Linked DNA regions of Homo sapiens: regions 1, 3 and 4 are each linked to region 2. A link is a contact called in ENCODE Hi-C or POLR2A ChIA-PET data. All regions are on one chromosome and are shown on one strand. The core of a region is the stretch at or near the end of the contact, and the rest is flanking DNA. Distances in the headings are between cores, read along the strand shown. Region 1 holds the start of CLSTN1 (calsyntenin 1). Region 2 holds the start of SLC25A33 (solute carrier family 25 member 33). Region 3 overlaps MIR34AHG (MIR34A host gene). Region 4 holds the start of MIR34AHG (MIR34A host gene).

What was found. Hi-C counts contacts between places; a loop is a spot of excess contacts on that map. ChIA-PET counts read pairs that join two places held with the same protein, here RNA polymerase II (POLR2A). Pooled maps may share reads with other maps.
Region 1: a loop to region 2 is called in a map of B cell, with 11 times the contacts of the local background. The contact joins the promoter of CLSTN1 here to the promoter of SLC25A33 in region 2. A Hi-C loop is called at or near these places in 3 of 168 maps with a recorded cell type or tissue (B cell and CD8-positive, alpha-beta T cell), 1 of 37 single-sample maps with no recorded cell type and 8 of 50 pooled maps. POLR2A ChIA-PET finds 5 or more read pairs at or near these places in 1 of 52 experiments (naive thymus-derived CD8-positive, alpha-beta T cell).
Region 3: a pooled map shows a loop between it and region 2 (9-fold over the local background). The contact joins the enhancer-like site here to the promoter of SLC25A33 in region 2. A Hi-C loop is called at or near these places in 4 of 50 pooled maps. POLR2A ChIA-PET finds 5 or more read pairs at or near these places in 2 of 52 experiments (HepG2 and Panc1).
Region 4: a pooled map shows a loop between it and region 2 (25-fold over the local background). The contact joins the promoter of MIR34AHG here to the promoter of SLC25A33 in region 2. A Hi-C loop is called at or near these places in 7 of 50 pooled maps. POLR2A ChIA-PET finds 5 or more read pairs at or near these places in 2 of 52 experiments (PC-3 and Panc1).

The regions. Positions count from the first base shown.
Region 1 is chr1:9,822,647-9,825,346 of GRCh38, forward strand. It overlaps CLSTN1 (calsyntenin 1), which reads right to left and starts at 1,319. Exons shown (of 19, transcript NM_001009566.3): 1 at 997-1,319. The coding sequence starts at 1,087. RefSeq lists silencers at 1,041-1,120, 1,131-1,280, 1,451-1,500, 1,521-1,580 and an enhancer at 1,193-1,909.
Region 2 is chr1:9,538,207-9,540,906 of GRCh38, forward strand. It overlaps SLC25A33 (solute carrier family 25 member 33), which reads left to right and starts at 1,259. Exons shown (of 7, transcript NM_032315.3): 1 at 1,259-1,541. The coding sequence starts at 1,486. RefSeq lists silencers at 1,015-1,534, 1,555-1,914 and enhancers at 1,024-1,318, 1,985-2,114.
Region 3 is chr1:9,161,650-9,164,383 of GRCh38, forward strand. The region is part of intron 1 of MIR34AHG (MIR34A host gene); the gene reads right to left. Among named protein-coding and RNA genes, the nearest start is that of MIR34A, 11 kb to the left of the region's middle. RefSeq lists silencers at 1,056-1,125, 1,276-1,345 and an enhancer at 2,276-2,605. Within about 2 kb of position 1,406, at least 31 of the 41 ENCODE cell types and tissues checked have a DNase peak (open chromatin) inside an H3K27ac peak, as active enhancers do; they include Panc1, where a contact is called at or near this core.
Region 4 is chr1:9,180,967-9,183,666 of GRCh38, forward strand. MIR34AHG (MIR34A host gene) reads right to left here and starts at 1,372. Exons shown (of 2, transcript NR_132742.1): 1 at 1,041-1,372. LNCTAM34A (long non coding transcriptional activator of miR34a) reads left to right here and starts at 1,238. Exons shown (of 3, transcript NR_132738.1): 1 at 1,238-1,350; 2 at 2,667-2,700. RefSeq lists enhancers at 1-787, 700-849, 788-1,648, 960-1,309, 2,510-2,700 and silencers at 1,350-1,709, 2,020-2,109, 2,120-2,229.

The DNA of each region.
Region 1 (2,700 bases), core at 69-2,568, 280 kb after region 2:
CCACTCAGAAGCAAATACTGTATCTGCAATGCGTAAGCTTTTCGTTGGCAAGACCAGTCAATAGCAGAGGCATGCAAGGTTTAAAAGGTTAAGTGGATGAAGGTTAAAAGCTAATAATAAATTAGCCAAGAAATACTACTTCCCACCGAGCCATAAAATAATTTCGGTCCTACAATCCTAAAAAACCAGAGAGGTTTCTCGTTTTTGTAGAGAACATCTAACCCTCCACGGTCTAAATGACCGTCAGAAAAACAGCACCAAGGCACCAGGGGTAGCAGAGACGGAGATTTCTAACACTGGGTGAGCCCGCGGTCGCAAATCTCATCGCGATTTCACCTTTGGGTGAAAAGGTGGGAGGGAAGCACTAAGTTTCAGCCTCGGCTCCACTGGAAACAGACAACGTCTGAAGGACTCTGGGAGGAGGCGGAAAGGGGCGAAGTCGTGGTGTCCGCGGTGCAGCAACACAGAATCGGGATCTTGGAAACGGGATGCGGAGGAGTGGGCTCTTATGTAAGCACACACCAAAACTGTGCGTGCACCCCCCGCCTGATGCACATCTGAGCACACGTACACAGAGCATCTCACCCAGGGGTGCAGCCCCAGCCTGCGTGCGCCGCTGAGCAGGGCGGACTGACCCTTCGGCCCGTCTGCACGTTCCCCCAAATCAGCGCAGCCACCACCATGGGCTGCAGTGGGGGCAGCCCAGGCTCAGGAGCCCCGCCCGGGACGGAGCCTGGCTTCCCCGGGACGCCTGCAGCGCGCGCCCACAGTCTCCTGCGCCCTGGCCCCGGCTCCGCGAGCCCGACCCCCAACCCGAACCCCACGCCCTGACCCGGCTCCCTGCGCTCGGACCCGACTCCCCGCATCCCGGCTCGAATCCCGGCATCCGGCCCTACTCCCGCACCCGGACCCGAATCCCCGCACCGGGACCCGAATCCTGCACCCGGACCCGAATCCCGCACCGACCCAGCGGCCCGGCCCAGCCCCGGGGCTTACCTCGCGCGGCCCAGACCCCGCCGCCGCACAGCAGCCCGGCCAGCAGCAGCCGGGCGGCCGGGGCCAGCGCGGGAGCGGGGCGGCGCAGCATCGCCAGCCCGGGGCGGGAGCGGCAGGGAGGCGCGCGGGACGCCGAGCGGAGCTCTCGGAGCTCTCGGGGCTCTAGGGGCCTGGGGCTAGCTGCTCCGCGGCGCGGGGAGCTCCGGGGGTCCAAGGAGGAGCCGCCGCCGCCGCCGCCGTGACGCTGGGCCGCGCGCTCAGGACGCGGCGCCCTCCCCGCCTCAGAGCAGCGTCTTGCTGAAGGCAGCGGCAGCAACTAAGATGGCGGCGGCGCTCTCTCTCGGGTCCGGCGAGGGTACCCGGCCGGGGGCGGGGTGGCGGCGGGAGGGGCGGGGATGGGGAGCGACGCGAGGCGCGCGCGCGGCGGACCCTGGGAGCGCGCGGGCCCGGGAGGGGCGGGGGAGAGGAGCGGAGGGAGCGCGCGCGGCGGACCCGGCAGCGGGCGCGCGCCTCCGAGCCCGTCGGCCCCGCCTGGAGCGCGCGCCCGCGGGGACGCGCCTGGGGTGGGTTCCGAGCGGCCGGGAGGGGCCCGGGGGACTGTATCCCTTTCCCTGGCCGCAGATGGAGAGCCTCAACTCCGCGTCCCTACGCGCGCTCCCGGGCTCCTAAGGCCGGGTGAGCGGTACCCGGGGACCCGCTCCTCCTTCTCCACCCCGAGGACTCATCCTTCCCACCCGCTCCGCCGAGGAGCGCAGACCCCGGCGGAGCAGTGCGGCCCAGGACCCTTGTCACTTCGGGCAGGTCGCGTCGCCCCCCAGAACCTCGGGGTCCTCGTCTCCCCAGTAGAGGTGTTGAGAGGGGTCACGAAAGGGGGTCCAGGAGACGAGGTCAGCGAAACGCGCCTGGTAAACAGTTAAGGGCCGCGCAGCACTACCCACACCGGCTCCCGCCCCGGGACCTGCCCCCGGGGAGTCTGTCCTGAATTCACTGAAGGAATCTATTTGTGACTTTCAAAAGGCGGCTGGTGTGCGCGCTCTTTCTCAGTGACATGGTGCGATGCTGGTTCTTAGAAATGCGGAGGTCCGAATGGATAGAGAGGACAGAGAAGCCCTCCCCCTCTACCGTGGATCCCTACAGGGATCTTGGGGTCCTCCCAATTTCCCAGCGTCCAGCGGCCCCCTCCTCCTCGCCTCTGGACCCCTGGCACCCCCCCGCAGTGGAGGAAAGGCCTGGAACAGCCGTGGATGGGCGTGTGTGCAGGCACTGTACCCTATGAGACACTACTGGCTCCATTTTGCAGATAAGGAAACTAAGTCAGAAAGGTGAAATGACTTCCCCCGTTGGGACAACTATTGTAAAAAGAATCAGCCCTCAAGGACAGGATGTTCGCATTAGGGGGACACCAACAGCAAAAAGTGGAACCCTAAAATGTTCATTTTTCGAGACCGCTGGAGGAGCTATCCATGAATGTCACTGCTCCAGGTGGGGGTGGAGGAGGCTGGCAGCACTGGAGGCTGGGTGGAGACTGGTTTGTGGGGCGCAGAGGACTTATTTAGGAGACTAGTGGGCAAAGAGCCCAAAAACGTAGACTGAGGTCAGATTGGGGGAATGGACTTGATCCTACAGTCAACAGGAAGACCTGGAACGGCTGGGAACAGCGGTGTGATGTGACCTGGGGAAGGCTTCAAAAGCAATCTGGAATCC
Region 2 (2,700 bases), core at 9-2,508:
GGTAACAGGAAAGCTTCTGGCACTGGTGCCTGTGCAGTCAGTGGTGTCACTGCCAGGACAGGAAATAGAGGTAGAGCAGGTTTGGGGGAGGGGAAGAATGATAAGTTCAATTTGGGACCTTTATTCATTAGCTCCTTGGGCATTACTAGGTGGCAGGTACTGTGTCAGGAACAACTGTGAACAAAAGAAATAAGGTCCCTGCTCTCCTGAAGCTTACATTCCTGTATGGGAAGGACAACTTAAATAAATCAACAAACTAACTGCAGAAGCCCTGGTTCTATAGTCGTGTGACAGACTGCGCTGCAAAGGCGGCCAGGAAAGTCTCCATCTGGGGGAGACCTGGAGATTAGAAGATGTCAGGTTGAGTATGACAATGACCCAGTGACATAGGCTGAGAGAAGCAGTTTGGATATCTAGGTCTGGGCTGGAGATGATCAGAAAAGAAGCAAAAAGCATACTGCAAAATATACGCAGCATATACTACTACTTATAGGGAGATCAAAAATCCACATAATGATAATGATTATTAATTATTTGAGACAGAGTCTCGCTTTGTCGTCCAGGCTGGAGTGCAGTGGCAAGATCTTGGCTCACTGCAGCCCCCGCCTCCCGGGCTCAAGCGATTATCCAGCCTCAGCCACCCAAGTAGCTGGGATGACAGGGGTGCGCCGCCTCGTCCGGCTAACTTTTGTATTTCTAGTAGAGACACGGTTTCGCCGTCTTGGACAGGTTGGTCTGTAACTCCTGGCTTCAGGCGATCCGCCCGCCCGCCTCGGCCTCCCAAAGTGTTGAGATTGCAGGCGTGAGCCACCGTGAGGGCCTCACTGATTATCTAAGGCTGTTTAGATTATAGATTTTTAGATTATGTTTTTGTTTCCCTAAACGGGGTGGTGAGTACAGAGGTGTGAGATGTAACACGTAATTTGTACACCTTTTGCACACGTAAATATCACAAAGTAAACTTTTAAAATAAGGCAAGGCCTAGGGCCTCGCGAGGCTTCTCTGAGGAGCGAGGACCAGTCAGTCACAGCCAGTTTCCACTGCCTCCACGCTCCGGCCTAGGCCAGCCCCTCTCCCCAGTCATTCGCTCGGGGCTGGCTCCGCCCCAGAACTGCGCAACCTCCCCGCCCACATCCGCGTCCTAACCAATGAGCGCTCGAAATTTGGGTCCACACCCCCGTCACGCCCCGCCCCAGACTCGCGCGCCCGTGACGTCACGGTCCGGCCCCCGCCACGTGACGGCCGCGCGCCGGGCTCTAGCTCCCCGCCGGGCTCGCGCCGCAGAGGCCGGTGAGGCGCCGGCGGCCACGCCGCGGAAGGCGCGGGCCGAGCAGAGCCGGGCGTTGGAGCCCGCGCGCGCATGGAGGCGTTGCCGGCAGCCCCCTGAGGGCAGCGGGGAGACAAGACCCGGCGACCTCGCGCATCCCTCGAGCCGCCACGCGCTCTCGCCACCGGGCGGCGACGGGCCGCGGAGCCGGCGCGGCCATGGCGACGGGCGGCCAGCAGAAGGAGAACACGCTGCTTCACCTCTTCGCCGGCGGGTGAGTTCCCGGGCCCAGCCGCGCGCGCCCCACCGCCTGCGGTCCCCTCGGCCTTCGCCCCGGGCGCGGCCCCAGCCTCCCGCGGCGGTTACCGGCCTTCCCCGGGCTACGGCGCCGGCGCTCGGGAGGAGGAAGTCCCGGCGTCGGGGACTGGTGGGCAGGGCCGAGGGAGGGGGTCGGGCCTTCCTCACCCCTACGTCCTGACCGCAGCCCCGAGGGCGGCTGTGCCCCGCCGCCCGTCCTCCCCGCGGCGTCCCCAGCTTTTCCCCATTCTGAAGAGTCAGTGGCCGGTGAGTGGTGCTCGGCGGCGGTCCAGCCTGGACGCTGTGGCGCGGCCCCCCCTCCCCCGCCCCCTTCTCCTGGGGCCTCTCCCGAAGCGCAGCGCCTCAGAGCCCGTGGTAGGATCGCTGATGCTCGGGTGTGCCCGAGGTTCCTCAGGGCAGCGCGGGAGGTCATCCGGACGGGCAAAAAGGTCTGCGGACGTTGGACGTCAGCAAGGCCTGGGTGGTGCTGGTGAACGGTGATGCTTGCGGCCACACGCGGGGTGGCTAAGCCAGGGACCCGAACTCATATGAGGTCTGGAAGGTGTGTTGAGACACTTCTCGCCGGCTGGTAGACGCTTCCAACGCCAGAGACCGCAGAATTGTAAGGTGTTCCTTGTTTTGAAAGCTGCATTAGGTCTATGGTCAGGCACCTTTTTTCCAGCGGAGACAATGCATTTTTAGGAGGTTGAGTTCTGCGGTTAGGAAGGGAGATGGTACCCCTCGCCACCTCCCCTTGTCACCTCCCGCCGAGAATAGAAGGTAAAATATTTTTGAGTATTAGTAATTTTCTTTTTTCCTTTATCACAGCCGGTGGCTTGGGGTCCTTTCGGAGTCTTACAGATATTTGGAGTATTAATTTGAGGACCTCATCGGCCTGGCACAGGAATTTTTGAGTGTAGGATATTTTGCATAAAATAGTTTATTCTGGGATGATCATCTTGGCTTGAGTAGTTGCAGCCTGGATTCCTACCTGGATATGTTCCTTACAACAAACAATGGTTGAGAAACTTATCTTGGAAGATGACTGATGAAAGCGTCCCTGAGCTTTTTTTGTACTTGTATTGTGGGCAGTCACCAGGTTACTTTAACCAAAAACTTCGGTGGGTCTTCATAGA
Region 3 (2,734 bases), core at 156-2,655, 380 kb before region 2:
TTATGGAGGCAAACAGGCCACCAAACTACAGCCTCCCACGGTGTTCCATCAGCAGTCACAGGAAAACCCTCATGGCTTCTGGGCTTTGCCTCCCCAATATGCCACCCAGCACCCAGGCTCCATAAGAAATCTGCTTTCAGAATCAAAGACCTGAAAATTAGAAATGCTTTTCTAATGCCGAGGCCAAATTTCCTCCACACAAAACACCACAAATCCCTCTCCAAACAATTCGCGATTGCCCCCCAATCTCAATGGCCTTTTTCTCGGGTTGTAAATGTTCCCTAAAGTTGTCAGTGAATTAAACCAGAAAAAAAAAGAAAGAAAGAAAAAAAAAAAAGAAAGAAAAGGGTGGGTTACCTGCTCTGTGGGCCAAAGAAGGACCTTGGATTGATCGGATGTCAGCTCTGGTCCTGCAGCTTCCCCAGCCTGGCTCCACCTGTCTGACCTGTTGGGCTCGCTGCCGCCTCTGGGCCTGGCACAGCCGCAGGGAGCGGGGCTCGCTGCCAGCACCCAGGCCCCTCCATAGGTGTGCATTCACCTGCCAAGAGGTGCAGGCGCACAAGTGCCCTCCCCTCTCTGCTCCCACCATGTGACCTGCCCCCCAGCCGGACAGGCACTGGAGCATCTCCCTCGGTGTCACTGGAATTTCAAACCTGAAGCTGGCAGAGAGAAAGAAGAAAGGGAAGAAGAAGAGGGGAGGGGGACAGAGGAAAAATCCTGGCCCCCACAACTAACCAACAGTCCTTCCGTGATGTCGTGGAGGTCAGGCCAGGTGGGGCCAGCAGCCCCGTCACGGTGATCGTCAGGGTCAAATTCCAGGGCTGCTCTTTCCCCCTGGGTGGCTATTTTGGGAAAGCAGCTTTTCTCCAGCAGTGGACAGACTAGCTACTATGGACGCTGGAATCCAGAAGACTCAGAGCTCTGCCAGGGCCCAGCACAGGTAAAGGCACGGAGGACAGCCCTGGGAGCAAAGAGACAGTTTGCCCTCAGGTGCCCCTGAACTCCGCTCTGAGCACACACAATCCCACGGGTCCCTCCTGTCCCTACCCTTCAATAAGGATCACCCAGCACTTGGGGTCCTATCTGGCTTGGAAGAGGACGTGGGGCTTGAGGTATTACCCAAGGTGTTGAGGGGGTACAGCTGGAGGGGCAGGTGGCATCAGGTCTAGCGGCAAGGCCACTATTTTCCTGCCCTCCAGGACTGAGAGCCCTTAGCAGCCAGATTTGGCTTCTCTTCCCTTTCACTCCCTGGCCCCTGATGCCCGTCAAGCTCAAGTCGATACTGAACAACTGAGTACACAGCACAGCCTGGGTGTGAGGTCAGACTCTGTGCCTGGGATTGGGGCGGGTCAGGCATCTGACTCTGAGTTTCAACCACTGCTCAAGTTCAATCATGTGCTTCTAAGCTGCCAATCAAGCCAAACCTCTGGGAGTCACTGAAGAATAGAAACCGCAAGGCCAAGAGGAGGGTTGTGGTGCCCTGTGGTCTTGATAACTTGGGTTTTGAATGCAGGGTGGATGTTAAGATATAAAGCCCTTCCTAGGAAACCAGAAGACATCCTCCTAAGGAGGCAACAAAGCAGGGCAAGGCCCAGGAGAGGACCTGTGATGGAATTCAGACAGAGCCCAACCTCCCAGGGTACAGCCTTGTTCACGGGGCGCGGGAGGAGAAGGCTAACTGCTGCTGAGTGTGGCCAGGCAGGTCTTCAGCTACTGACATCAGGGCTGTGTCCACCCCTCAGAGCAGCACTGAGCTTGAAAGTGAAGCCCTGGCCGAGCGCGGTCGCTCACGCCTGTAATCCCAGCACTTTGGGAGGCCGAGGAGGGCAGATCACCTGAGGTGAGGAGTTCAAGACTGGCCTGACCAACATGGAGAAACCCCGTCTCTACTTAAAAAAAAAAAAAAAAAAAAAAACAAAAAAGTGAGGCTCTCTCTCAAAGCCAGCCCTTGCTCTGCTGCCCCAAGAGGGTCCTGCAAACACACGGGCCTTGTCCAAGGGGCCTGATGTGCAGGAGAGGGGCAGGGCCCAGGGCAGTGACCCCGAAGGGCTCCATCCTCGGACCTGACTCCTCCTTGCTCATAAACAACCAGGCCTTTGCCTTCCTCCCACACCAGTCCCCGGGTCAAAGGCCTTAAGAAAATCCCCGGTGCACTAGCCAACTCAGACCGCCCTGGCCCTTAGATCATCCGCTAGTCACTGGGCTGAGACCCAAAGGAGAGGGAAATATTTGGCGATTTCAGGGAACTGAACAGCAAAGGTGTTCACAATCAGACCACCAGCAGGAGTGCGGCACGCCCCTTAAACACTCTAAGGAAGTATTTACCAAGGCTGCTAAAAAAGAAGTTGAGGATTTCTGCCTCTGATTTAGTAGAAAATAATCTTTGAAATTTACATACAAAGTCCCATGATAAGTCATTTGGGATCCCCCAGAGGAGGAAGGCTGCTTGCGGTTAGACTGGGTGAGTCAACGAAACAAACAAATGGGCCCGATGAGGTCAGCTTTTTGGAAAAGGAACAAAGAAAACTGCACCCAAATGAGAGGCAGCTTACAATGGTGAAGCAGTGGTCACAGAAAATCCATTTCCAAAGCCTCTAATCCAGCAGTTTGGGGGATGATTTTGTCACCCAGGGGACATTTGGCAATATCTAAAGACATTTTTGGGGCCGGGTGTGGTGGCTCATGCCTGTAATCCCAGCACTTTGGGAGGCCGAGGCGGGCAGATCACTTGAGG
Region 4 (2,700 bases), core at 122-2,621, 360 kb before region 2:
TCTTCCTCAGCCATGACTACACAGCATTTGTGGCTCATGCAGGAAGACACAGGGGCTCAGAGGAGTGGCCATTTGTCCCAAAGATATCTCAGAACTGGGCAGAGGCAGAACTGGCTAACATAACTGCAGTGGGCCGTTTAGCCCCCTTAACATGACTTGGTATCTGCTAGAGTTTCACATGCATGTATGCAGAGATCCCAGCCACCTCTGGGCTCCAGGAGCCTAGTGTGGATGCAACAGGAAGGCCCAGGCTCTGGAACCTTCTGCAGAGCCTAGCTCATGTCCCCCACCTGACGCAGAAACAGGGAGGTGCTGAAGCATGTGCCCTGTCTGTGCTACAGGCCCCATCCACGTAACCTGAGAGAGGGGGCCTCAGGAGCACTGGCACCTGCTGCTCCAGGCCAGGAGCAAGGAACTCCAGGGACCACCTCCCCTCAGTCTCCTTCCCCACTGGCGGCTCACAGGCTGGACAGGGCTCCAGCCAGCAGGGGGCGCGCGCGTTCACCTCGGGGCCAGGTTGGCTGAAAGCCCCTCTCCCGTTCCCCTCTTCTAGAGCAAAAGTCTTCCAAAGCCTTGACCTCTTAGACAACGCTACTTTAGTGACCGAAGCACTTTTCCTTTCCCTTTCATGCGAGTTTTTTGCAACCATGGGTGGCTAGTATCAATGCCTCCACTTTCAAGGTGAGGAGAGGAACTGGGGAGGTTGAGCATTTGCTGCAATATCACCGTGGCCAGCAGCGCAAGAGAGCCAGGGTCCCCATTTGCCACCCATGAACCAGTCGGCCTTCCTCGCCCCACGCTGGAGATAGAGGAGGGAAGAAAGAACTAGCCGAGCAAAACCCCAAAAAAGGAATCCTTTCTCCCCAGAGATTATGAAATCAAAGAACATTTTGTTGCTTCTTGGAAATTCTTCCCCTTACGGAGGCTACACAATTGAACAGGGTTTTCATTATTATGACTATGATTATTAAAGTTGTTGGTCTAGTTCCCGCCTCCTTCTTTGCAAACTTTCGCACGGACTGAGAAACACAAGCGTTTACCTGGGTGCATGCTGGGACGGGGCGAGCAGGTAGTGCAGGCTTCCAGGCCTCTCCTGCCCCGGAGCTTGGCTGCAGGACTCCCGCAAAATCTCCAAATGCCCCCGATCTGCGTGGTCACCGAGAAGCAGCCCGGCTCGGAACAAGCCCAGGCAAGCCCAGGCAGAGCCCGCCGCCGGGTCCTCCTTCCTGCTCGTGCCACCAGGCCCCGGGGCCGCGACGCGTCTCTCCAGCCCGGGATCCGGGGAGCTGGGCTGTCCCCAGACCGACGGGACAGCGGCATCTCCTCCACCTGAAAAGGAAAGAGGACCAGGTGGGGGCCAGGCAGGGCGCATGAAGGCGGCGCCAGCACCGCGCGATCCGAATCACGTCGGTGCGGGGGAGGGGTCGGAGCCTGGCCTCGGCCTAGGGCGCAGATGCGGTGCGCACCGCAGGGGGGCGGCGTGGGGTGCGGGGCCAGTCCCGCCGGGCACGGGGTCCTGGTCCTCATCCCCTTCACCGCCGCCGCCCGCCTGGGCTGGCGTTTCCCCAGCGAGAGCGCGTAGTTTGCGCAGCGCCCCTCGCCCACGCCGCCGCTGGGTCGCGGGGCGCGCCTACCCAGAGCCGAGGTCCCGGACTCCCCGGCCATCGCGACCCTTCCGGGGACTCCTCGCCCCTTCGCGGTGGGACCAAGGCCCGGGTGGGGCCGGGACAGGGTGGTGGGGGGAAGGGGGACCGTACAAAAGCAAACAGAAACCACGGGGGGCTCGCCGCGACGCCCAGTCCGAGGGCCTCTCGCCTGGAAGAGGGAAGAAACCCACGTCCTGGACGCGGGTGTGGGGTCTGTCCCGGGTCAGGACCTGTTGTCTCTGCGACGTTGCCAGTCCGGAGAGCTCGGAGGGCCAATGCAGCCCCGGATTCAACAAGATGCGAAAGGACTTCTAAAGCCAGGAACCGGCACCCAGCCACGGCCACCGCCCGCCGGCCCGGCGCCCTGCCCCCACTCACTGCGCCCCCAAGTTCCGGCGCCGCGGGCTGCAGGGGTGACTTGGCTCGGCGTGCCTCGGGGCACGAGGCTCGGCCCCGCACGGCTCTCGGGTCCCGGGGGGCTGGGGTGGGAAGGGACATGGCCGGCGCGCGGCGCTGGGGAGCCGGGTGCGCCAGGCTGGGGACCTTGCGTGGGGCAGGGCTTGGCTCAGCCGAGGGGCCGCGGCTCAGCCCCCCTCACCGGCCTTAAAGGTTCCCAGAGACGCAAAGTCGGACGCGGGTCCTGAGCGCGGAGCTACAGGGGGGAGCATGGGGCAGCCCCCAAGGCGCGCTCCCTGCATTTCCCACCCTTTCCACGCTGCCCTGCGCGCACGGTCGGGCGCCCTTGGGGTGGGCAGGGAGGCGCGGGCAGGGGCAGCGCCGAAGACCTCCCGCCGCCATGGAGAAGGGGCTCCCCACCCACCCTCCTGCCCCAACCATTATAGATCCCAGCCAGTGCGCCCCGCGCCCTTCCGGGACAAGCTGCCCCCAGGACCACCGTGCCCCAGTATCAAGCGGACAGCAAATCTCTCGGTGGCTCCTTTTGTAAGGGTTTCTGCCCTCAGGGTTGTTACGGGACAGAAATGGTTTCATCAGAAACAAGCCCTCCTCGCACACTCACAGTTTGCAGGACTCCGAACTGGGCCCGCGAGATCTC